Linked DNA regions of Mus musculus: regions 2, 3, 4, 5 and 6 are each linked to region 1. The links are chromatin loops, found by intact Hi-C in ENCODE. Cell type or tissue: heart. All regions are shown on one strand. Region 1 holds the start of Ube2ql1 (ubiquitin-conjugating enzyme E2Q family-like 1). Region 2 overlaps Gm3772 (predicted gene 3772). Region 3 holds the start of Med10 (mediator complex subunit 10). Region 4 overlaps Ice1 (interactor of little elongation complex ELL subunit 1). Region 5 overlaps Gm36019 (a long non-coding RNA gene). Region 6 holds the start of 4930520P13Rik (RIKEN cDNA 4930520P13 gene).

Evidence for each region. Peaks named below come from ENCODE experiments on the same cell type or tissue, not always from the same donor. Only the 100,000 strongest peaks of a DNase experiment are listed, where the experiment ranks them.
Region 2: it touches region 1 in a loop (4-fold over the local background); 2 of 42 quality-filtered maps call a loop at or near these places.
Region 3: a loop joins it to region 1, with 5 times the contacts of the local background. A loop is called at or near these places in 9 of 42 quality-filtered maps.
Region 4: it touches region 1 in a loop (2.6-fold over the local background); 10 of 42 quality-filtered maps call a loop at or near these places.
Region 5: a loop joins it to region 1, with 9 times the contacts of the local background. A loop is called at or near these places in 24 of 42 quality-filtered maps.
Region 6: a loop joins it to region 1, with 10 times the contacts of the local background. A loop is called at or near these places in 6 of 42 quality-filtered maps.

The regions. Positions count from the first base shown.
Region 1 is chr13:69,737,875-69,741,874 of GRCm38, reverse strand. It overlaps Ube2ql1 (ubiquitin-conjugating enzyme E2Q family-like 1), which reads left to right and starts at 1,978. Exons shown (of 2, transcript NM_001145162.1): 1 at 1,978-3,317. The coding sequence starts at 2,535. In heart, a CTCF peak has its summit at 1,874; DNase peaks (open chromatin) are centred at 1,354 and 1,914; H3K4me3 peaks cover 3,261 bases; H3K27ac peaks cover 1,540 bases; H3K27me3 peaks cover 2,120 bases.
Region 2 is chr13:70,094,708-70,098,707 of GRCm38, reverse strand. All of the region lies in intron 2 of Gm3772 (predicted gene 3772), which reads right to left. Among named protein-coding and RNA genes, the nearest start is that of 1700084F23Rik, 68 kb to the right of the region's middle. In heart, a CTCF peak has its summit at 1,608 (motif pointing right); no DNase peak of the experiment used is centred here.
Region 3 is chr13:69,807,928-69,811,927 of GRCm38, reverse strand. It overlaps Med10 (mediator complex subunit 10), which reads right to left and starts at 2,046. Exons shown (of 4, transcript NM_138596.2): 1 at 1,876-2,046; 2 at 238-321. The coding sequence starts at 1,997. In heart, no CTCF peak of the experiment used is centred here; a DNase peak (open chromatin) is centred at 2,087; H3K4me3 peaks cover 1,959 bases; H3K27ac peaks cover 1,442 bases.
Region 4 is chr13:70,585,266-70,589,265 of GRCm38, reverse strand. It overlaps Ice1 (interactor of little elongation complex ELL subunit 1), which reads left to right. Exons shown (of 19, transcript NM_144837.3): 19 at 1-577. Among named protein-coding and RNA genes, the nearest start is that of Gm36267, 13 kb to the right of the region's middle. In heart, a CTCF peak has its summit at 2,068 (motif pointing right); no DNase peak of the experiment used is centred here.
Region 5 is chr13:69,989,367-69,993,366 of GRCm38, reverse strand. Gm36019 (a long non-coding RNA gene) reads right to left here. Exons shown (of 4, transcript XR_382628.3): 3 at 405-501. Among named protein-coding and RNA genes, the nearest start is that of Gm36019, 7.8 kb to the right of the region's middle. In heart, a CTCF peak has its summit at 1,930 (motif pointing right); no DNase peak of the experiment used is centred here.
Region 6 is chr13:70,232,719-70,236,718 of GRCm38, reverse strand. 4930520P13Rik (RIKEN cDNA 4930520P13 gene) reads right to left here and starts at 3,897. Exons shown (of 4, transcript NR_036596.1): 1 at 3,798-3,897; 2 at 3,141-3,288. In heart, a CTCF peak has its summit at 2,093 (motif pointing right); no DNase peak of the experiment used is centred here; H3K4me3 peaks cover 553 bases; H3K27me3 peaks cover 245 bases.

The DNA of each region.
Region 1 (4,000 bases):
CAACCACCATTAACTGGCTTTTCTCCCATCATTCACTAAGAAAATGCCCTAGGGCTTGCCTATAGCCCTACTTAACTGAGACTTTTTTTCTCAATTGAAGCTCTCTCCTCTCTGATGGCTCTAGCTTGTGACAAGTTGACACAAATTAACCAGCACATCTTCCTTATGTTGCCTCTGTCAGACATTTTGTCAGAGCAATGAGAAAAGTAGTTGATACAGACATCTGCCAGCCCTCTCTGTGTCTCCTTTTCACCTTCTTTATGCAGCCAGCATGCTTAAAGGAACTCTTGGGACACTGCAGGCAGATCTACCCTTTTGCCCTTCCCTAGTGAAGATGAGGATGAGGAAGATGGTGGTGGTGATGGTGATGGTGATGAAGGAGAAGGCAGGAAGAAGAGGAGGAGAAAGAAGAGGAGGAGGATGAAGAAGAAAATGATGATGATGATGGTAAGGAGGAGGAGGAAGAGGAAGAGAAGGAAGAAGAGGAGGAGAAGGCTACCGTGGAATGCAGTGTTAAACAAAGCAATCAGGAGCCCAGGACAAACAGACCTTGATTCAGCTTCCCTCAGATTCCACCAAATAGTCTGTGTTGTTCTTAGTCCAAATCACCCTGTGGGTCCTGTTGAAAGTCAAAGGATTGACAGGCTCTCTGGAGAACCACCCTCTCCCAGGTGCAATGTTGGGTGGGTGTGAACCTTCTACTCCTCATCTACACCAGCTAGCCTGGCTCCCCCATTACACATCTATCCCCAAATCTGAATCTCCAAACCCAGGTCTGTGTCTTCACAGCGACATCACCAGTTATTTTCCACAGTGAAAACTCAAAATTTGGTAAAAGATGTGAGGGGCAGAAAGGCAAGGGGCTGTCATCTAGAAGGAACGCCTGTCCTGAAGAGCTGAGCTGCTTCCCCTCCCCTCTCTTCCCCCCATCCACACACCAGCAGAGGCAGTAGGCTCTGACGCCAGTTAGGATGGCAGCGGGATAATATTCGTTGTTCTTGAGGGATTGGTTTCGCCTACGCCATTGGGCCACACGCTGCACACCGGAACCGTCACAGTTCGAGCTAATCTGAAATAGATTTTAGTTGGAATTTTCACCAGATTTTTAAGTGAGTTTCCACAGGCTGAAGGAAGAAGGAAAGGCAGGGTGGACTGTGAATCTGCAGGCGGAAGGCGGATCTCTCCCTCATTTGAGTATTGTGGAGGTCCCTCACTCAGGAGAGCAGCCCTGGGGGGCGGGGAGGGGGTGGCCAACGGGGGTTGCTGCTCGGAAAGTCCTTTCCCGCTCTTAGCACCGGTCAGCGCCAGAGAAGGCGTCTGGTGTTATTCTCCGCTGCATTTTGGAAAGCAGCCACCACGCACAGCCTGGCCATGGAAAGCCGAAACGCTGCGGCCAGCAGGCAGGGGATGGGGTGGAAGGAGCAAACCAGTGAGGGCTGAGTGGATTGGCTAAAGGTTTGCTTTTAGTCGTGACTTTGAACGGGCTGTTCTTTAAGTTTGCAGTAGATCTACCCTTTCATCCCGCTTTCCGCCCTGACTTTAAAGTCCTTACGTGTTCCTTCTGTCATTCTAGGCTCCCACCGCCCAGAAGTGTTGCGTAGAAACATTGGGCTCATACCTCTGGTTAGAAGGATTAATAAAGAGGTTGATTTCCACCTTTTCCCTCTGGTTGTCCTAAGGAGGTTAAATGGGATATAAGGCCCGGACCTCAAACACAGCATTCAGGTTTTAGGGTCCCAAAGAATGCAGTGATTCTGAGAGACCCTATTAGCACGCTCAGGCCAGCCCTCCCCTGGCTCCCCAGCGCACGCAGCTAGCACGCAGCCAGGAGAAAATGGTGCGGGCGCGTACCGCTGTCTCCCCCCAGCGGCCGTGCGTGTGTCGCCGCAGGAACCTGGCGGCGGGGGTGGCTCGGTGCAGTCAAGCCCGCGGCTCCGCCCCGCGCTCCCCCTCCCGGCCGGCAGTGCCGCCCCCTCCGCGCCGGGCTCGGCTCAGACGGAGCAGCCGCCTCTGCAATGTCAGCAGCCGCAGCGGCGGCGGCAACGAGAGCGGCAGTGGCCCGGGCCCCGCGGTAGCCGCCAGCGCAGCACGGCCCGGCAGGCGCACAGCGCGACTCCACGGCCACCTCGCTGTCTCCGGGGCACCGCGGGCGGTTGTGCGCGCCGCGGTGCAGCTCTTAGACTCGGGACCAGCGGGTCTGCGGCCGCGCACAAAGGACCACGGACACCCGGCGTCCGGGGACTGCGCCCAGGGACCGGCCAGGAACAGCAGCTGAGCCGCGTCTCCACGCCTCCCCTCCCTGGGCTACCGGAGCCCTTGCCCGAGAAGACCCGTCATATGACAGCGGCGACAAGGCGGCCAGCGAGCGCTGGTACTGCCCGCTCCGCTGCGCCACGGCCGCCGGCTCCTAAGGTGGCCCTCGCCGCGCCCCACTAAGCGGTCGTCTGCCTCCCCCCCACAAGCCCCGTGCGTCCCAGCTATCCGGCTCGGGGAACAGGAGCCCCGGCAAGCCCCTCGCCAGAGCCGAGCCTAAGATGGCCACGCTGCTCCGTAAAATCGGGCTCATTCGCCTGCACAACCGGGACACCGAGGACCCCAAGCACCACCACAACCACCGTGGCGGAGGCGGCGGCCAGCAGAGCGCATCGCTGCGCGGCAAAGGTGGTGGTAAGAGCAGCGGCCACAAGCAGCAGCAGCAACAGCAGCACCCCGGGGGCTCAGGCGACGCCAGCCCGGGGCCCGGCAAGGGCAAGAGTAAGCGCGCGGCGGAACTGGCCGCGCGCGACAAGCAGCCGCAGCCAGCCGCGGGGGCGGCGGGGGCGGCGGGCGCCGGGGGCCCCCGGGAGCGGGCGGCGGGCGCCAGGGCGGGGCCGGGCCCCGCGGTGGCCGCGGCGGCGGCGGGCGGCAGCCTAGTGCCCGCGGCGCGCCAGCAGCACTGCACACAGGTGCGCAGCCGGCGGCTCATGAAGGAGCTCCAGGACATCGCGCGCCTCAGCGACCGCTTCATCTCGGTGGAGCTGGTAAACGAGAACCTCTTCGACTGGAACGTGAAGCTGCACCAGGTGGACAAGGACTCGGTGCTGTGGCAGGACATGAAGGAGACCAACACAGAGTTCATCCTGCTCAACCTCACCTTCCCCGATAACTTCCCCTTCTCGCCGCCCTTCATGCGGGTGCTCAGCCCGCGACTGGAGAACGGCTACGTGCTGGACGGAGGCGCCATCTGCATGGAGCTGCTCACGCCGCGCGGCTGGTCCAGCGCCTACACGGTGGAGGCCGTCATGCGCCAGTTTGCTGCCAGCCTGGTCAAGGGCCAGGTAAGACGGCCAGGAGCAGAGGCCCGGGTTGGGTGGGGAGTTCGAGGCTAGGCCTGAGATGGAAAGCGATGTTTGACCCCTCTAGGCGTAGGTGAGAACTGGCCCAGATCCTCCCGAACAAGCCTGCCAGGGACGCTTCGCCCCACCTCCTCCGCTTCTTTTCGTAAAGGATTTCTCCCTGCCTGTTTCTGTACCTGGTCTCTATACCTGACACTGATTCTACTAGAACCGCGGTGCTCTCCGGTTGTCAGTTCTCTTGCTTTCTCCCAGGTCCTCTCTCCCTTTCTTCTACTTTGCTTCAGGTTAACCTTCGGTCCTTCTTCCCTCCAACCCCTCTCCTAGCCCTCCTTTTCCCCTTTTCCACCCTCCTAAAGTCTCCCATACTTTTCCTGCCCCGCTCCACCTCTCCTCTCCAGTCTGCTTAGGTGTTCTCTAGTCAGTGTAATTGTCTCGAAGGTGTGAACTTTTCCTGAAGCCCAGAATCTAAGTGTCCAGCCCAGTACATCACACTCAGACACACACGTGAGCACGCGCGCGCGCACACACACACACACACACACACACACACACACACACACACACAGCGGGGCGGCGCGGGGAGGGGGGGCTCTTCTTCAAACCTCTCAGGTGGGCTCTGTTTAGACCAAGGCAGCTGCCTGCTGCTAAGCTCTCCCTCGCCCCAT
Region 2 (4,000 bases), 360 kb before region 1:
TCCCAAAAGTCCCCCATACCCTCCCCTCCCCACTCTGCTACCCACCCACTCCCACTTCTTGGCCCTGGCGTTCCCCTGTACTGAGGCATATAAAGTATGCAAGACCAAGGGGCCTCTCTTTCCAATGATGGCCGCGACTAGGCCATCTTCTGATACATATGGAGCTAGAGACACGAGCTCCGGGGGGTACTGGTTAGTTCATATTGTTGTTCCACCTATAGGTTTGCAGTCCCCTTTAGGTCCTTGGGTACTTTCTCTAGCTCCTTCTCCATTGGGGGCCCTGTGATCCATCCAAAAGCTAACCATGAGCATCCACTTCTGTGTTTGCTAGGCCCCAGCATAGCCTCACAAGAGACAGCTATATCAGGGTCCTTTTAGCAAAATCGCTAGTGTATGCAATGGTGTCAGCGTTTGGAGGCTGATTATGGGATGGATCCCCGGGTATGGCAGCCTCTAGGCAGATGGATGAACCTGGAGGGCATCATCCTGAGTGAGGTAACCCAATCACAAAAGAACTCACAGGATATGAACTCACTGATAAGTGGATATTAACCCAGAAACTTAGAATACCCAAGAGACAAGATACAATTTGCAAACACATGAAACTCAAGAAGAACGAAGACCAAAGTGTGGACACTTTGCCCCTTCTTAGAATTGGGAACAAAATACCCATGGAAGGAGTTACAGAGACAAAGTTTGGAGCTGAGACGAAAGGAAGATCTTTATTCTTACACATGTACACTGAACTACTAAACAGTAAAGAGTGGCCTGTGTGTGTCCCACAAATATCACAAAGACACTACAGATGCATGAAGAGGGAAATGATCAAGTGCATGCAGTTACTACCATGAAAGATCCTTTGGAATGTCACACAGAGCATTCTTCACAATATCCTTGAATTTTTTACCAAGTGAACCCTCACAACGAAAAAGGGAAGCAAACCCATTCGGACTCAGTTAACCTACTTGGACTCGATCCCTCCATCATCCCAAAAGCTTGCTAATTTTGGGTGTGCTCTTGTCTTTCCATTTACATAATCCTGCTTTTTTTGTCAGCTGACTGCAGTGTCTCTTTTTATCTTCAAGTTTCCATATATTTCCCATTCAGAAGAATAGGCATTTTGCTGTGGTTTGAATGAAAAGTGTTCCCCACAGACTCATGGATTTGAGCACTTGATCGCATGCTGGTAGTCCTGTTTGGGAAGGTTTGGGTGGCTTTGTTAGAGGAGGGGCAGGTCACTGGAGAAAGAAGCTCCTCATAGATGTGGCTTTGTCATAACCTCGGCTCTCTGTGGTACATGGCATTTCAGTGGACATTTGTAATGGCATTAAATAAATAGCCAGCCAGAGAAGACTAAGGGACCCACTACTATACATAGGAGGTAGAGTTTGCCAAGAATTTGGGCGATGGAAAGTCCAAATCCACACACTCTGCTCACATCAACAACACGGCCCAGACAGAACCCTTTCCTATACCCACAATACTTGTCTTTTCAAAATAAGAGTACAAGGGAAAGATATCAAGCTGCTGAGTATAGTTGGGATGAGGTTGCTCTGGCGAAAGACCCTGGGCTTACTGACCAGGCTAGTCAGTGATGTCCACCAGGGGGAGAAGTTGGGAAAGCCCAAAGATGCAGCCAGCCAGCAGACAACAGATAGGAACAAAAAAACTCAACTACCAGCCGTTCTTAATCCTAGATGCAATCTGCACTTAGGGAGAAGTTGTCCCAGCCAAACCAAAGAAAATTAAGTGGAGTGCATCTCAATAAATTAAATGGGATTAAAACAAAGGCACAGAATGCTGCAGCCATCTCTAATTTGGGGGCATAAAAGAAAAAGGAGAGGGGATCTTAATGGGGTTCCCACAGCCATTAGAGTAGGAAAAGCCATTTCCATAAATTATGGAAATGGGTGCTGGTCTCAAGTGCATCCTATTTTCATATTGTTTTGCAGTCTTAATGACATAGGCTATTTTTGCAACATCTGTTTTTGGGGACCCCCCTTTCCTCCCACACTTCATTAGAAATTCTGCAGCAATCCTTTATGAGCCACTCCTGCTGGGAGACGAATGGTGTGCCATTGTGTGACTGTGCAGGCCATGATGTGGAGTTGAAATGGCTTTTCACAGAGTATGTTCTAACGTGGCCCCAGACAAGTGACTGGATGGTGCAATTCTGAGAAGCGCATGCTTCATACTTGAGCATGCGTGACACACTAGGCAGAAGCAGAAGGTTAACTTTCTAGGGTTCTGGGGATGGGGCATTGATCATTTCCAAGCAGTAGTGTTCATTTCAGGTTCAAGTACAGACTGTGCTTGAGAAATTCAATGAAAATTCTGAACTTATTGCCCATGGCAATGGCACCCGGCACCAAGTGTCTTCAAACAACAACATTCACAGAAATTAAACCCCAGCAATTAAATACAGCAAAGCAGAGTAAACAGAAATGGTGACAATCCTCCAAAGCTCAGGACTCTGTGAAGGTGGATCTACAGAGACAGGCCACTGATCATGATGGCCATCAGGGAGCCCCACACTAGTCTTAGGGTGAGAAGTAAGCAAGAAAAGGAGGGAGGAGGAGAGAAAGGGAACAAAGAGCAAAGAAGCATAGGAAGTACAGGTGAGGAGGGAGCACTGGTAAGAAGGGAGCACTGGTGAGGAGGGAGCACTAGTGAGGAGGGAGCACGGATGAGGAGGGGTGTGTCCTGCCATCATCCTGCTGTCCCTCTTCAGCATAGAAACCACTGGTCCTCAGGGAAGACTCCCTACAGAATCACAAAGAAAACCCCGTGTGAGATATGCTTGCAAACCTTCTTCCATTTGTGATTTTTAAATTCCGCATTTTCAAATGAATTTTATGTGCATTCATGTCATTACATGAGAGGATCCATTTTTCATAGTGTACTATACAAATCTAAACTTCAAAAGAAAAAATTGGGGATTTTTTTGATTTCTACAACTGTGTGACCCTCACACTACTGACTATAGAACATTTATAATAGGATTGAAATGGTATGTGCCTGGCTATGCAGTGTTTGGTTGATGTCCCTGGGAGGCTTGCTCTTTTCTGAGGGAAGGCAGACTGGGGTAGATCAGAGGAAGGGGGAAGTGGGGAAGACACTGGGGAAGGGAGAAAGAAGCTATCGTTGAGCTGTAATATAGGAGAGAAGAATTTTAAAATGAACACAGTCAATCCAATGGCTCTACATTTCTAGAAAAATATCAGAAAGAGAAAATAGTGATTTTCTGAGAAGGCAAAAAATAATAGAAAAAAAAAAGATAAGAAACTCACCTTCACCCTTCTTCTGTTCCTTGCCCTATTTCTGCTTCCTTCCCATACATTCATTCATCTCAGTAGTCATTCTCCTGTGCACAGGGCAGGAGCACGCTCATACACACACACACACACACACACACACACACACACATACACACACATACACACATACATACTCAGAGACATACACACACATACACACACATAAGCACAAACATACACACACATACATGTACACACATAGACACAGACACACACACACAAACATACACTCAGACACCTACTCAGAGGCAGACACACATACATGTACAGACACACATATAAACACACCCAGACATACACACAAACACACACAGACACATACTCAGAAACTGACATGTGCACGCGCACACACACACACATACACATGTACAGACACACACAGAGACACACAAACACCCAGACACAAACCCAGATACATACTCAGAGACATACAAACACATACACATGCATAAACACAAACACCTATACACACTGACACACACATTGACCAACACATATACATGCATGTATAGACACACAGAGACATACACATACGTACTTACACACACAGACTGACACACACACACACATAAACACAAACACACACACTAACACACACATGTAGGCAAACAAAGGCACACACAGATACACAGACACACAGGCACACAGACACACACACACATGTACATACACATTCCATCCCT
Region 3 (4,000 bases), 70 kb before region 1:
TTTTCCTGTGGCCTGAAGGCCTTTCTCCACTGAACTCGGAAGCATGTTTTTATATTTTCATGTGACACTATTCTCAACAACACAACACTGGAGAGAGAGTTATCCTTTTTTAACCCCATTAGCCTACTACAACCCTAGAAGACTGGTGGTCCTGCCTGTGGCACCTGGGCCTCGCCTCCCTCCCTCTCACTGGCACTCACAGCTAACCAAGAATCAGAGAGACCCAGTGATACTTACTCAAAAACTTCCAGAGGCACCGTGATATCGTGCAGCTGCTGTCTGCATTTATCTATGTCCTGTAAGCCCGTAACAATAAAGTTTCTGGGAAAAAGGCAGAGTGGGGTACGTGGTTAGTTCAGAGGACAGCACAGCACACCCCTACACGGCACTGGCCACTGTGCTTCAATTCCTGAGGGTTAAAACGGCCAAGGTCAAGGACACCGGGGCAGATAACTGAGGTGGCAGCTGGGTATGAGATAGCCACGGGAACTGGATAAGAGAACAAGGCCAGTCACAGCAGGCTCTGGTCTAGGCAATGCGCCAGCTTGTTCCCATCCCACAAAGCCCTCCTTGAGGGGCAAGACCACAACTCTATACCTTAGTAAACATCCCAAGTGAGACACAATCCTGTACCCAGCTTTAAGAGACTGAACTGTGGGTAGAGATGGTTTCTTGGGCAGTCTCTCATTCCAGAAAAGGGTCTCCCCTGGGTGGGAACACAGAGAGGCGGCTTCCAGGTCCAGACACTAGAGGCAGGACTGGCCGTGTCTCAGCTAGGGCTATGCTGGCTTCCTTCTCCCAGATGAACCTGACTACCTGTCTGCTCTGCCTGTACCTTCATGTTACCTTCCTAACCCAGGAGCACCAGCACCAAGGCAGCTCAGTGGCTGGGATCAGAGGGAAGTCGGGAGACTGGCGCTAGCTACCTTAACAGGCTTCTTCCTCCCTAATGCTGCACACACCTGAACCCTTAATTGCCACGGGATTCTGGGGACACCTTTGGACTTACAAAATATGTTCAGATGCTTAATTTTTCCCTTCTAAACTCAGAAAGGAGGTGAAGAGAGAGCAGAGCTTTCTGGAGTGCATGTCACTGAATGGAGTTTCAGGGTAGACAGCGTGGAGAAGTGGGCTCCAGTTTAAGTGCAGTACCCACAGTCAGCAAGGAAAAAGCCCATCCCTAGTGGGTTGAACCTCGGCTCCCTCCAGAACCACTCCAGATCCCTGGAAAGTGTCCCATATATAAGCGGTGAGGCCTTCTCCTGAACACTGTGTTGTTTCCCTGTAGGCCATTCCAAGGCCTACACAAGATACTGTCAAGAAATCAACCCTCTGTGGTGGCCTTCTTCCACAGCGAGGCCTATGCAGCAGGTGGCTCAGGGCCCCCCTGAGGTGTGAAGTCAACCTCCCCAGTGCGGTGGGGTGGGGTGGAGTGTCCGTGGTGCCTACCTCCCCTTACGGCATCAGGGTAGTCCCAGACTGTCCTGTAGGGTCAGAGTGGTGCCAGCCTCCCCTGTGGGGTCAGGAGGGATCCTCCTCCCCTATGGGGTCAGGGTGGAACCGGCCTTCCACGTCCGGCCAGGATGGACCTAGAGCTACCTCTATCCCAGCGGGGTCATGACTGAGCCTCCTCTCCTGTGCGGTCAGATCCTCCTTCCCAGTGGAGTCAGGGTGGAACCGGCCTCCAGTGGGGTCAGGATGGAGCCCGTCCGCCCCGGTCAGGACGGAACTCGCCTCCCCTGTGAGGTCCGGTCAGGATAGAACCGGCCTCCCCTCGGGGACCCGGGATGAACGTTAGAGCCCCAGTGGGGTCCCCAAGGCCGGCGGGCAGGGGCTTCGCACAGACGCGCCGAGCCCTGCCGGGCCGTCACTCACAGCTTCTGGCTCAGCCCCGCCTGGCTGCTGGGCTGGAAGTCGCTGACGATGATGCCGAGCTGCCGAATGTTCTCCACGAACTTCTCCAGGTGCTCCTCCAGATGGTCAAACTTCTCCGCCATCGCCGGCTCCGCCCGCCTCTTAGCCTCAGCTCCGAGCGACTCCGGGTCCACAGTGCTCGCCCGCTTCCGGCTTCCGGAAGCCCACATCCGTTTCCTCGGGGGCGGGGCCTCCTGGGGGCGGGGCCCGGGCGCTATGGGCGGGGCAAGAGACGGGGTAAGCCTTTGAAGGGAAAACCCGCTTGGAAGCTTCTGAACTGTGTGTGTGGGAAATGTTAACCTGGAAAACACAGCAAAGGCATGTGTAAAGGGGCAAAAATGAAAACTCTTAGCTGGTACCTAGCTTTTCTCAGTAAAGAAAAAACAAGTCTCATCAGGGAAGTAAAGAAAGCTAGATTGAAGGACAAGAATTTAGATACAGTGGACCTTGTATGTTCATAATCTGGAAAGCTTGCGAGATGTAAGCAATTTTCTTTAAAAGATAATTATCTGGGCCCAGTGAAATGGTTCAGTGGGTGAAGACGCTTGCTGCTAACCCCGACAACCTGAGTTTGGTCTCCAGAATCCTACATGGCAGGAGGAGAGAACAGAATTCTATAAGCTGCCCTCTGACCTCCAGACAGGTACTGTGTCACAGGTATGCCCACACACGGCATACACAGACACACAATACATAATAAGAAAATGTATTTAAGTGGGAAAGTCAAAATAGAGCCATGCTTTTTAAAACTGGCCAGGAGACAACAATCACTTTCAAAAAGAAAAGAAAGAAGGAAAGAGAGAAGGAAAAAAGGGAGGGAGGGAGGGAGGGAGGAAGGAAAGAAGGAAATACCTAAGCCCTAGGTACTTTTCAACTCACTTTTTAAATTAATCAAACATTAAAGAACAAATTATTTCAAACTTCTGCAGACACTTTTAAGTGCTAGAAAAGGAACATTTCACAATTCAATTAAAAGGGGTGGTGAATTTGATATGAAAACCAGTCCTGAAGGACAAAAAGAAGAAATATAAGTAAGTCTTTCAACCTTCATGAAAGGAGAGACAAGGGGACAAGTGAGAGAGACAAATAGGGAGAATGGGGATGCCAAGGGATGTATACAGGTTCTCTGTGTTAGACTAACAGAACTTAGAGAGAGAGAGAGAGAGAGAGAGAGAGAGAGAGAGAGCGCACACGTAATATGAATTTATTAGAATAACTTATAGGCTGCCGTCCAGCTATTCCAATGGTGGATGGCAGTGAACAGAGAGTCCAAGAATCCAGTAGTTGCTCAGTTCAGTCCGTGACACTGGATGTCTCAGCTGGTCTTTGCTGGTCTTCAGTATACACTGGAATCCCAAAGAATCAGACTTTAATGTCAGTGAAGGAATGGATGTGCTAGCAAGGCAAGGGCAAGCAGGCAAAGAACAAAAGCTTCCTTCTTCCATGTCCTTATATAGGCTTCCAGCAGAAGGTGTGGCCCAGATTAAAGTTGCACCTCCCCACCTCACTATCCAGATCAAAGGTGTATGTCTTTTTATCTTAAAGGTTCAGAGCAGAAATGGATCCACCCACTTCAAACCAAGCAAAAACGTCCCTAACAGACACACCCTCTATTTCTGGATTCCTGTTCATTCCATATGTAGTCAAGTTGACCACCAAGACTAGCCATCCCAGCTCTCCAAATGCCCAGAACTGATATGTTGAATGCATGTATATTTAGTTTTATATATGTGGTGTTAGAGTGTCTGACAGGGTGTGTCAGGGGTGATATAGCAATGGCTGATTCATGGTGGAAAAACTGAGAATCCAGTTGCTGTTCATTCCGCGGAGCTGCATGTTTCTGCGCCCCCAATCTGTTGCTGGACTCCTGGGAGATTCCTGGAGAGCTATCAGGGTATGGTCTTCATTGGGATCTGAAGGTCATTGGATTTAGTATGGGCTCCGGCAACAGGAGAGATGAACTTGCCAGAGAGAGTGAAGGCAAGCAGGCAAAATTTTTCTTCCATGTCTTATAAGCTGTTAGTAGGTGTGACCCAGTGTATTAGTTAGAGTTCTCTAGAGTCACAGAACTTATGGATAGTCTCTA
Region 4 (4,000 bases), 850 kb before region 1:
TGGCATTTTTTATAATGATCTTAAACATACAAAAACATGGTTTGGTACCTGAGTCATTTTTAGAGTTTATGCTCAAGTAAATGGCTAGGCAAAAGCAAATTGTCTTTTAAAACAAGAACTAAGCAAGTCTCTCACTGTTGTAGCTGGAAATGGCTCCAGAGGTTTAACCACAGCATAGTGCGCAGCTACCGTAGTACCATAGTAGGACAAACTTGGTGGAAGTGTATGTGAGTGTGTTTCTTCCCATTTGTAAATGTCCTGAACCATAAATTACTATCAGGATTAACTGACAGAGCAAGACTCCCATTTGGCTGTGTAGAGATGGCCAGTCTGAGGGAGCATCAGAGCCCTGTGGGCTGTGTGCATAGGGACAGCTCTGTGGGGTGTGTGCATACAGACAGTGCTATCTATGATGTGTCTCACATTGGATGATATTCCACTTTCGGAATTTTTTTATTTGTATATAGAAATGGGTTTAATAACTCACTGTGATTCTGATTTGTCTTATATTCATCATTTCTTAAAACTCTTGTATGTGTTTTTATAATAAAAAATAAAAGCAAGCCATACACACTGTTGTGATTGTTTTATGTGGTGCTTGATGTCCCATCTGTAGTGCGGATGAAGATGTGTCCCAGACTGTGGAGTGTCAAATGGTTCTGTGTAGACTTCGCTATTCAGTTATAATTGCTGTCTATAAAGTCACACCTGACAATGGTTCTGGTGACTTGCATCTGTGTCTTAAGTAGCTTTCACAAACATGAGTGAGTGGGTTGCCCCTTTGGAAGTTCTTCTTTAGTGCCTCCTTCTGCCTATGCTCTGAGCTAGTGCTCAACGAGCCTGTTAAGAGAGAGCCATATTCTCAATGGGTAAGTCTCTTAAGTCATCACCCACTGGACCTGGCAGTGATGGGTCTGTAATCACAGAGAAGGGGCACAGACGTCAGCATGAGATCTAGGTCCTCTGAGGAGGTAAAGTTGGAAGGACCCAGAAGAGCATCTAACAAGAAGAGGGAGTAGTCGCATTCCTCCTGGAAAGTGAAGGTAGTCCTGCTGAGGGTGAGAAGGTGTGGGGCCCAAATGCAAGTGACTGTCCATGGGATCCTCTTCCACAGCAGCCTGCAGGGCACTTAAGGCTGGGCTGCAGGTCTCACTGTTTAGCCCTAGCCTCCAGAGGTGTGGGGCTGCTGAAGGGTAAAGGATGCTCTGGGCACGCCCAGAAAGGCAGATTGACATAGGTCCTCAACAGGTACAGGAGGAAGAGGGGGTGCAAGATATTCAACTGTTGGTGGCCTTGAGCTCCCCCCCCCCCCCCCCAATAAGCAAAATTAGAGATCAGGGCAGAGATTTGGGGATCAGTAGCTGATGGAAGCAAGCGCTGACTTGCTCATTCGTATTCATATCCTCCGATTTTTCCTTCCTCACTCTTTCCCTCCTCTTCCTTCCCCTCCCATCTGTCTCCTCATCTAGAGAGAGCTTCGCCTCGGCCCTCCTGAATGGAAGGTGGGACAGAGTGGAAGAAAGCACAAGGTCCCCATTGCTAGGTAAAGCATTGAAGCATCTGTTGGTGAGTGGTGGCCTGTCGAGGTGGCAAATAAGTGGGAAGGGAGAGGCCTCGCTTCCTGTGTCTTGAGTGTCCAGGAGTTGGGCATCTAGATGTTTCCACAGACAGTGGCTTCTCCAGTCCAGTAGTACCAGTTCCAGCACAGACTCCATCCATCCATCCATCCATCCATCCATCCATCCATCCATCCATCCACATGGACAGAAGTCACCCATGGTGCTGTATGACTCTCTGCAGGCCAAGTAGCTTTAGGCTGATGAATCCTGGTACCCAGCAGAGTATAGATGGAGGCTTTTATCATCCTGACTGAAAAGTGAAACTGTGTGGAGACAAATGGACTGGACGTACCTGCTGGCCCTCCGAAGACCTCCAGGGTCATGGTGCAATATATCCTTGGAGCTGTCACATCAGTGAAGGTGGTCATTTGTGGTTTTTTCCTCATTATAAAAGATGGGGCTGTGCAGCTCATCAAATGCCACTGTGGAAGGAGGATGGATTTGAATTGTGGCCACCAGAGGGTGCTGCAGACCATCTTGTAAGCAGAGCCAGGTGACTAGGTGGCTGCTCATCAGGAAAGCACTTTCCTACTCCTAAGCTACTAGTTTGGCTTCTTGGGCCCATTATGTCTAAGGTACATGGGGGTCAGGTGGGTGACAAGGTAACAGGTTCAAATAATTTTTAACAGTTCAGTCAAATTCTCTCTGGTGATGGTTAAAAATAATCACAAAATAAAACACTTGAGGGCAAAACCCCAGATGTCCAGGCGTATTACTGGCTGTGGGCAGGTGTGGCACTCTGGCCTGATGGAGCCGTTCAGAGGAAAAGAGCTTCTCACATGTTCTGACATGCTCCTATAGGAAGCAGTTAAAGTGTGACTAGCACTTACGGGTACCTTGCAGCAGAGATGAGACAAAGGCTTTAATGAGGCAGTTCTAGAAGCTGAATTTCTAGAGTAAGGAAGGAACTAACTTTAAGCCATTTCTGCGCCCTGTCCGACACTTCCTCGTGAATGACTATGAACCCTGGACACCCCTTTCCTGCCTTTCTAAACAAAGTATTAACAGATGCTATTTTTATACCAAGGCATTACCTTCTTAATGTTCTTTGACCACCCCTCCTTTGTCATCAGTGTGTTTACCACTGGTAAGTAATTTCTGCGTGCAGCTGAAGACAAAGTCAAAGGCCAGAGAATTCCATATGGGTGGCATGGGTGCAGCATTTATGAAGGACTCTGCTTCATGGAGGAGGTTAGATCTTCAGCAGGCTCGGCGAGATACACCCCTGGGTTCCTCCTGCTACCAGCCTCTCTACTGTGCCAGCCCCAGCCCTTCCCCAGTTCCTGCTGGGACTCACAGGCCAGCCTACCACTTCTGTAGAGGATGAAGCCCGTGAAGATCTCTGGGTAGGTTCAAGACACACATCCCTGCAGATGAAACTGAACCAGCTGGGTGCTGAAGAACGTATCAGTGTCAACAAAGCACGGTTACCATTACCAGCAATTGATGTTAAATTGAATTAGGAAAGACTGGCCATTTTCTTTCTCAAATGGGAGCAAGAAAATGATACCGCCATTCACTGCCATTCTAGAAGTCCTAGACCAGGGGGATCAGACTGGTGAAAGAAGAAAATAGCAGTAAGATTGGAAAAGAGGAAGGTCACTGTCACTGCACATAATGTGACTGTAAACAGAGATCTACAAAAAAAAAAGAAGTGTTAGGACTAAAGAATGCACAAATCTCAAAACAAAGAAAATAGCATTCAAAGTTCAGTAATACTGCCTTTGCCGACCATGGGATATCTGAAGCAAATCAGGACAACACCACCAAAGGCAATAAGGTCAACAAAAGAAATGAAAAATCTAAACACCCCAAAAAGAAGTTTTTGATGCATACAGATAGAAAGGCTACCCTGTGTTCACAGGGTCCAAAAATCACTACTGTAAAAATCTCTGAAATCCGTTGCAATCTAGAACAAACAGGACATTCTATACAATTGTACAACCTCTAGTCTGAACTCTCTGTTCAGAGCCACAGAAACCTCCAAATAGGAAAGCAGTCTTGAGCATAAAGAACAATGCAGAAGGCATTGTGCTGCCTTAGCATAAAGCACTATCAAGCTGTGGTAGTCAACACATGATGGTACTAATGTGAAAACAGACTCACAGATCAATGAGAGAAATCTGCAATCAGACTCCCACATCTAAACCAGCTCAACATAGTTATGAAAGAGCACAGTGGGGAAAAGTCAACAGGTCGTGTTGGGAATGGGATATTTATGTTTACTAGTTAGAAAAATAAAACAGATGGAAAATCATAAAACAAACTAGTCAATGAAAACTAGAAAACACTTCAGGACACTGGAATAGATGGGTTTTGGGGAGATTGCTGGCTTTTTTTTTTCTTATCAGATCTCAAAAACATAGGCAAGCAAAACACAA
Region 5 (4,000 bases), 250 kb before region 1:
GAGTTTTATGCTTTATGCTCATATTTTCTGTGCACGACACAGCCCTAAGAATATAGACCTTGTTAGGACAGCTGGAAGCCAAGACTGGTGTGAGTGAAGGTAAATAGGCTTTAGCCCTCGATAAGGGGAGTCAATAGTTGATTCTGAAGCTAGGTGGTCAGGCACTTGCTGTGCTCTTTGCTTGCGAAGCAGAGCAGTGCATGAGAAGAGGCACCGGGGTGGACTTTAAGAGCTTCCTGTGCACCTTGACCTATGACCTGGGTCTCAGTTCATTCTACTTGCCCCAGGGTTGTTTGCATTCACCTGACATCTGAGCATCTATGCATTCATTCACTTTCTCATTTACCCAGTCACCTACTCACCGCCAAGGGCACAGGGAGGGCCTCTGGGATCCAGCAGCTCACCTGTCTTGTTCTGTCTCTGGGTACAGCAGGGCCCAGGCTATGGTGTCATCCCCTAGGTAACTGGATGGAGAATATGGAGGCTCATTCAGGAGATGTCCTAGGGACATAGATACAGATAGACAATGTATACTGTACCAAATGCTGGCATAGAAACTCTGTGACAGGCAGAAAATGAGACAGTCAATTAGGCTGGACAAAGTAGGCTTAATGGAGACAAGGAACCAGGAGGATGGGGTGGGCTAGGCAGAGAAGCAAAATCAATAGTATGTGGTGTGTAAGCGTGTGTTTGTGCACGCCTTCCTCTGTGCCCTTGAAGACGCTCTCAAGGTCACACACAGCCAGATCCTGAGGGACATGCATCATCTGTAAGAGTTGTCTAGTGTCTGAGCCACTCAGAAATGATTAAGTTTCCCATTTTAATCTTAGCCCTGAGTACCTTTTAGAACCCATGTTGACATTCACACTGCATCACGTATTGTACTAGATGAATGAACATCTTCTGTTTTAATTACAAATAGAACCCCTAATTTGATAAGATCTCTACTGTAGGTAGATGCTATTTTTATGTTGCTACTGACTAAATTCCTAAATGATGGCAGTTACAGAAGTATTTTTAGTCGGCATACTCGGGAAAGCTGGGCAGCTGGGGGTGGGGTGGGGAATGGGGCTCTGTTCAGTCACCTGACTGGAGTTGGTGGATGCTGTGTGAAGAAGTTGCAGGGCTAATGTAGAGATGCCCGCGGGCCTCATACAGTCCTGTAAGAAGCAGCTGAAGGGAGTCCCAGCAGGTCCCTGTCGCCATGCAGCTTGCAGCACGGGGCTGACAGCAGCCTTTCCTCCTGGGACTGTAGTTAGCTGCTCCGGGAGACAGCAGGGTGAGGCTCGGATCATTCTCACATGGGCTCTGGTGTTTTTAATCAATGCTAAGACGCTTCCCGGAAACTGGCACTCATTACGCATCCCTCAGAATAAGGCATTTGGTTTTTTGCAGGTTTGTGCTGCCAAGGCTGTAAACTAGTGTTTCTGCCGTCTGCTGAGCGAGAACACCGTCTGTGTTTACGGTCAGACGCATAAAGGGTAAGCATGAAGGGCAGGTGGAAAGATCTCCACCAAGGAGCGCAGGCTCAGACACTGAGGGATAGCACACTGTAGCGTTGCGCTGTGGGGGCCCCCTCACCCACCTACCCTCGCTACCCCTGAGCTGCCAGCCTCCCCCAGGCACCACAGTCAAATCTGCCTCGCTGGCAAGTCTCCATGGGAACCCTGCTCCACTCTCTGAGGGCTCCCTGGGACTTAGTTCTTAACCCCCAACCCTCTGCAAAGATTTCTGTTTCCTACCCCTGAACCTCACCTCCTAGGGACTTAATCCCTGGGTCCTGTGTCAGTCGCTGCTGACACTTCATGCTCCTCTTCATAAAAGTCCAGCACTGCCCTGCACCTTACAGTTCAGAGCACCTGACTGTTTCCCTCCCACACACACCAGTGTGTCATCGCCCTAACTAGACTCTGCCGTGTGCTATCCCGACGTCCAACACCAGGGGGCGCAAATTAGAAAGCAGGATTCCCAATCTACCCTGGAACCTGAAACCTACTTACTATTACTAGATAAGGGCAAAACAACAGATCCTAAATCCCAGTCATGTAACAAGACAAAGACCAACTCCATACTATATGTAGTAATCTCAGTGGAGCCCATGATTAAGGGCCAGTTCCATAATGGTGCAGGCTAAATTGGGTTCTAATTTAAATTCATATTTGAAACACTGATCCTTGGGCACATCAGAATCTGACCAAATGTGCTACAATGGAAATAAAATTGAAGTGAGACTCTTTGGCTCCTCCATAATGCAACTGGACTTGTCTAAGAAGAGATAGAAGGTAACCAGACAGGAGCATGCAGAGAAAAGACCATGTGGAGAGGCATCAAGAAGACATTCTGGAAGAATCCAAACCTGCTAATAGCTTGGACACAGGAGACCTCTAGCCCCCTAAATAATCAGGCCAATTGCATAGGCTCCAAAGCTGTGGCATTGTGTCTTGGTAACCATAGCAAAGCAATGCACATGGTTTCACCTGTAAACTTGTACACCTAGGTGTCTACATATATCACTATATAGCCATATACCTACAACCAGTGTACCGACAGGCCTGCATGAATGCATACTTGAACACCTGCATGCCTGTGCCTGTGTGCTTACACACCTGCTCACATGTGTACCTGCTCATGTGCTTACCCTTGCACACCTGCTTGTCTGCATGGATGCACATCTGCATATTTGCATGCCTGTACTCCCATGCATTTTGAATGCCTGAGTGATTTCACATCTATCTGCCTGTGCAACCTTGTACCTGAGCATTTGTATACCCGCAAGCTGCATATCAGCATGCCTAACACACCTGAATGCCTGCCACTGGGTCTGCTTCTGCCCTCGGGGTACCCAGGCACCATTGGGCACTAGGCTGGATTGGAAGGAATGAAGCTTAGCTGGATGGGTGGGTTAGCAGGATCTCAGCCAGTAGTAGTACTGGAGAAATAGCCTTCTCCAGAAATGGTTTTCAGTGAAACACCTCACTTTATGGGGGGGGGGGGTCCAAGGCTTATATGAACCTTGGGAAGCAGGTATGTGTTTGGGGGATGAGTGTACATCATTGTCTGCGCTGAGGTGCTGGGAATGGTTCATTTGCATGAAAAGGAGTTCCAGGTGCTTGCTGGACATCTTCTAGGGAGAGAAGTTTAACTTGTAATTGGGCCACCGGGCTACATGATTATCTCAAGGATGGCAGAGGTGGTGGTAGTGGTGGTGGTGATGGGGATGGGGGTCATACAGGCTTATGCAGGCCCAGAGCAAGGAGGAAACAGCCCTGCTCCTGCTAGTCTCAGGATGAGATTATCAGGTTTGTACATATCTTGACCTCACTCTTGCTCTGGACTGGCCCCCCACCCCACAGTGGCACAGCTTTGCAGCCCCACAACTGTCTGCATACCTGCATATCTGTATTCAAGCTACCCTTGAATTCCTGCACACCTGTGTGTCTATATGCTTTTATAGATCTTCACCTACATATCTACACGCCTGAGTACCCGTATATCTATCTGCGTCTCTACCCATCTTCGCACGTATATGCTTGAACACCTGCACACCAGAGCACCTGCAGGCCTATATTACACACCTGCATGTATTAATCACCTGTAAGGCTCTCAGCCTAGTACTCCCTGAAGCAACTGCACTCTACCCACCACTGTTGCCATAATCCCCTCACAGCACCTGTGGCTCAGGTTCCACTTTGGCATCTGTAATGAAACTCTCTGCAGAGAGGCGGTGCTTCACAGTGCTCCACAGAAGGCTGCCATGAACACTAAGCTTGGTCTGTTAGGTGTCTAAATGGAAGGGGCATCTACCTCAGGTTTTGATGATTCAGGCTTCCTGTCTGAGAGCAGAACCCAACCTCTATGATCTTCTCCACCAGCACCAGGAAGTCATTACTTTAGGCTTCCTGACTCAGGACCAATGATTACATGAGACGGACTCTGGCTGAAATAGTAGACTCCTGAAATATCTAAGACGTGTTCCCAGCTATCTTCCTTATATTGTGAT
Region 6 (4,000 bases), 490 kb before region 1:
AAAATGGAGGGAGAATGCCAGCTTACTCTCTTGCAAAGGTCCCCAGAGGACACCAAGTCAATACGCCAGATTCCCTTCCTCTGGTTTGATTTTCCTTCTCATTCGGTGATAATTGTCAGACAGGTCTAAGTTGAAATTGGACGAGGAATCCATAATACGTTCTGCCTTGATTTTTTTTTCTTATTAGCTAAAACTTGCTCCTCTCCCTTAACCATGATGATAGAGTGACATTTTAAAACTGTGTGGTACCTGTCATTTGAAGTGTATGGCCTTAGAAAAACATGAGGGGATGGCCAAAAGGACGCCATGCTTCTAGGGCTGATGTGCGCTGCAGTTGCTGCCTGCCCCACAGGCAGTCCTGCTAGCCCAGATGTGCCTAGCTGTGTCAGTAGAGGCTCCCTTGGCTACCCAAACCCTGATCTGCGCAGGGCTGACAGAGCTGGACAAGTGTTCTTCGTGTCTGGATACTAAGTGGAACCAGGAGGCAGATGGGGGAAATACCAGTCTCTCCACTTGATGGATGCTTGCTTAGGGCCACAGGCTGGTGTGACTCTGGATCCCATTCTTAGCAAACAGGTATGACTGGGAGCTACTACCATTGCTCTATCCCAGGTAATCTCAAATGTGGCTCAGAGTTTGGGCCAGCCTCTTCTCAGGGTTTATTCTCACTGAATGTGGTTGTATAAAATGGCCTCATGGGCTCATACATTTGAATGTGTAGTCATGCTTTGTTTGAAAGGATTAAGAGATATGGCTTTTGGAGGAAATGTTTCACTGGACTTAGGCTTTGAGGCTTCAAAGACCCACGTAAGGCTCACAGTAAGATCTCCTTCCCTGCCTTTAGATGTAGCTTTCAGCTCCTTCTCCTGCACCATGTCTGCCTGGATGCTGTCATGGTCCCCACTATGATAACAATGGGCTAAAGCCTCTGAACCTCCTGTCAGCCAGCCTCCAATTGAATGCTTTCTTTTATAAGAGTTACCATGGTCATCACATCTCTCGCAGCAATAGAATATTGATTAAGACATTGTCTTTCCTGAAACCCCAAGGAAGCACTGTTTTTCCATTCTGGAGCATCCAGTGGTCAAAACCATGCTTTACTTTACCCGCATGGCTATGGTTGTTCTTCTCCCATACTTGGGAACGTCTGGGGAGTCCATGTCTCCCTTCGTCACCTTCTCACTTCACTATCCTTGTCTACAAGGTGCCACTCATATTGCTTCTGACAATTGTTGAAGTCCAGATTTATAGTCAGCAAAGAACTTTTGAGTCTAGTATCCTATGGTAGGAAAAGCCAACACTGTCTCCCCCAGGAAGGTTATCTGAACTGGGTATTCATGGACAGAATCACAAGTAATGGGTCTAACTATCAGTTCAGTGTTCAGGGTTCCCTGACTATAGATAAAGATAAAATCCAAGGACTGGCCTAGCTCATAGGTGGATGAGTGCTGTGGAAGAGAATACTCCATAGCTAGCAACACCCCCTTCCCCTCATCAAAGAGTGAGGTACAAGTACTCTTCAACTGTGGGTACCAGTCCAGGCAAGCAGCAGGATAGACCTTGCATGGCTCTGAAGATCTGCAGACTGGGTCTGAGGAGGTTGCTGGAGAGAAGAGTTCCATTGTGCTGAGATCTCACTATGGTCATAGGGAAGTGATGTTTTGTGTGGTTTCTGCTTTCTACTGGACTGGAAGTGCCAGTCTCAGGAATGGAGCATGTATAGGCTTGGTAGTCTGTGATCTCCAGGCAGGAGTCTGAGGATCTGTGGGTATCAGTGTTTAGTCTTTGGCTCCCTATTCCATGTACACGTTAACCCTTCAGCACCCACTCCCTTGGCTTTCTTCGGGCCATGACATCTAGGCTCAGGGACCATCAGCTACAGCCATAGGAAAAGAATCCTTAACATGTAGGAGTTCTGAATAGACTATTTTCAGAAGCCCTCCAGGATTGCTCGTGGCAGCAACTGAACGGACAGAATGCAAAGACACCCAATTAAACACCACCTCCCCAGACATTTGCCCAGCAGTGTTCAGGCTCTCTGCAGGAATCCTGTGGGTCCCTCAAGCACAGAGCGCAGCACCGGTTCCAACCAGTAGAGGGAGAGCGAGAGCGCAGAGATCTGTCGAGGCTCTGGCTGTGTGTGTCACTGCACTGTGTGTGTCATGGCGCTGGTGGCATCTGCCAGCCGTTTGCCGTCAGAATTGGCTTTAGCCTGTGCCAATCAGTGCTGTGCCGTGGGCACCTTCCCTGGACCCGAGTCAGCCCAGACCGTTCCTCATAAGAAGCACTAATTGGCATGCAAATAGCAGGCCTGCCTTTCCTCTGCCCAGCTCAACTTCCCAGGGAGTCCGGGACCTGCCCAGGCTGCATTTACAGACCTGGTCAAACCCCCACCTGAGTAGGATACCCAGTCCTTAATGATGTTTGGGTAGGCTAACGACGAGTATCAAATCTGCCCAGGGTGCATCTGAAGGCCTGGTCAAACCCCGCTTGCCTGGGAGAGCCAGGCCTGAAGATACTTGAAAGGAGTCCCAATGCATCCAGCCTGACAGCTTCCTCCTGGGCACCGGAAAGGAGAGAAATTTGGAGTCTGAAGGGTCATTCTGGTATGGTGGGCACACAGCCAGTGTCCTGACAGGACCTCCTCCCCCTAACTGGGTCCCTGCTGTGCTTTTGTTTCACTCGCAATTTTCCAATCCCTAGAATCGAATCCTAACCCAAGCAGATCCATATCCCTGCCCCGACCCACCGCCATTCTAGCTGTTCTTAGCAATAAGTGTGTCACCAGGAGCAAACTAGCCTGTCAGGCAGGTCAAAGGCACACAGGGCAACCAGGACTCTCTCTTGTCTCTTGGTTCCTTGAGGTAAAGCAGAATGGAAGGACATTTCTTTGTTCTTTAAATCTGACAAAACAGCAACAGGAAGAAATATTCTGGGGGAATTTCTTATATTTTTCCCCCTTGAACTATAGACAGTTATTCAGCCCCACATTAGCTTTTAACTGTGATTCATAAAGTAATAGTGGAATCATTAGTGCAAGAAGCCATTTTTCATGCTAAAAGTCTGTTCTTTATCAGCTTTCTCCTTACACTGTGCCATAGCCGTTTGCTTCTGGAAGGAGACAGACAGGACACACAAACCTTAGTGTGGCCCGATGGGTGGTGAGCTGAGACCTTTTGAGGAGAATGTCCTTGCTCTGCAGTATCCAGCATGCATCGGCTGTGCCTGTCATTGACATCTTGTGTGAAAGGACGCCTCTGAGTTCTCCACAGAGAATTATGGAAGGTTCTAGAGAATGACATATATACAGCAAGCCACAAGGGCCAAATGTCCGTAAATTAATTTCATCTGTAACCTTGCTTGTCTGAAGTCCACAGTGCCATTCTGTACCTTCCTAACTAGGGCAGTCTGTGGACTCTGTAAGGACACTCACTCCCCAAAAGACAGGACAGAATCCTCAGCACGGGTCTGCAGCTTGCCCTTCCTGCCTAGTAGGATTTAAAACTCCACCCTCCCTTCTCCGTGTGTTGCCTCTGAGCTTACTGATGATCCCAGGGTAATTCACATCAATCCCCAGACTGGAAAGAGAGGGTGGGTAGGTAAGATGGGGCTGCTGCGTCATGAAAGTAGAGAGTTCTCAGCCATTCTCACCTGTCTGTTCCCATCTATTAAAATGGCTGCTAATTAATCTCTCCTCAAGCCCCAATCTCTGTCCCTGTCTCTCTCCCCTTCTCCCCTCTACCTGTGGGCGGGGGGCAGTGGGGGGGGGATGGAGTGTCCAGGAGTCGGGAATGGACCTTGAAAGGCAGCCTGTTTTGGTTGAGCAAGGCGTGCTCCAAAGATCCAGTAGAAAACTCTACAAGGGACGGAACAGTGAGCCACGTTCCCAAGACAGATGCCCGACACCACAGAGCCCCCAAATCCATACTTCTGTGACTGTAAGTCACACAAAGCCCCAAGCTTCTGGCATTCTGGCTAGACTCCACCTCCACAGTTACCT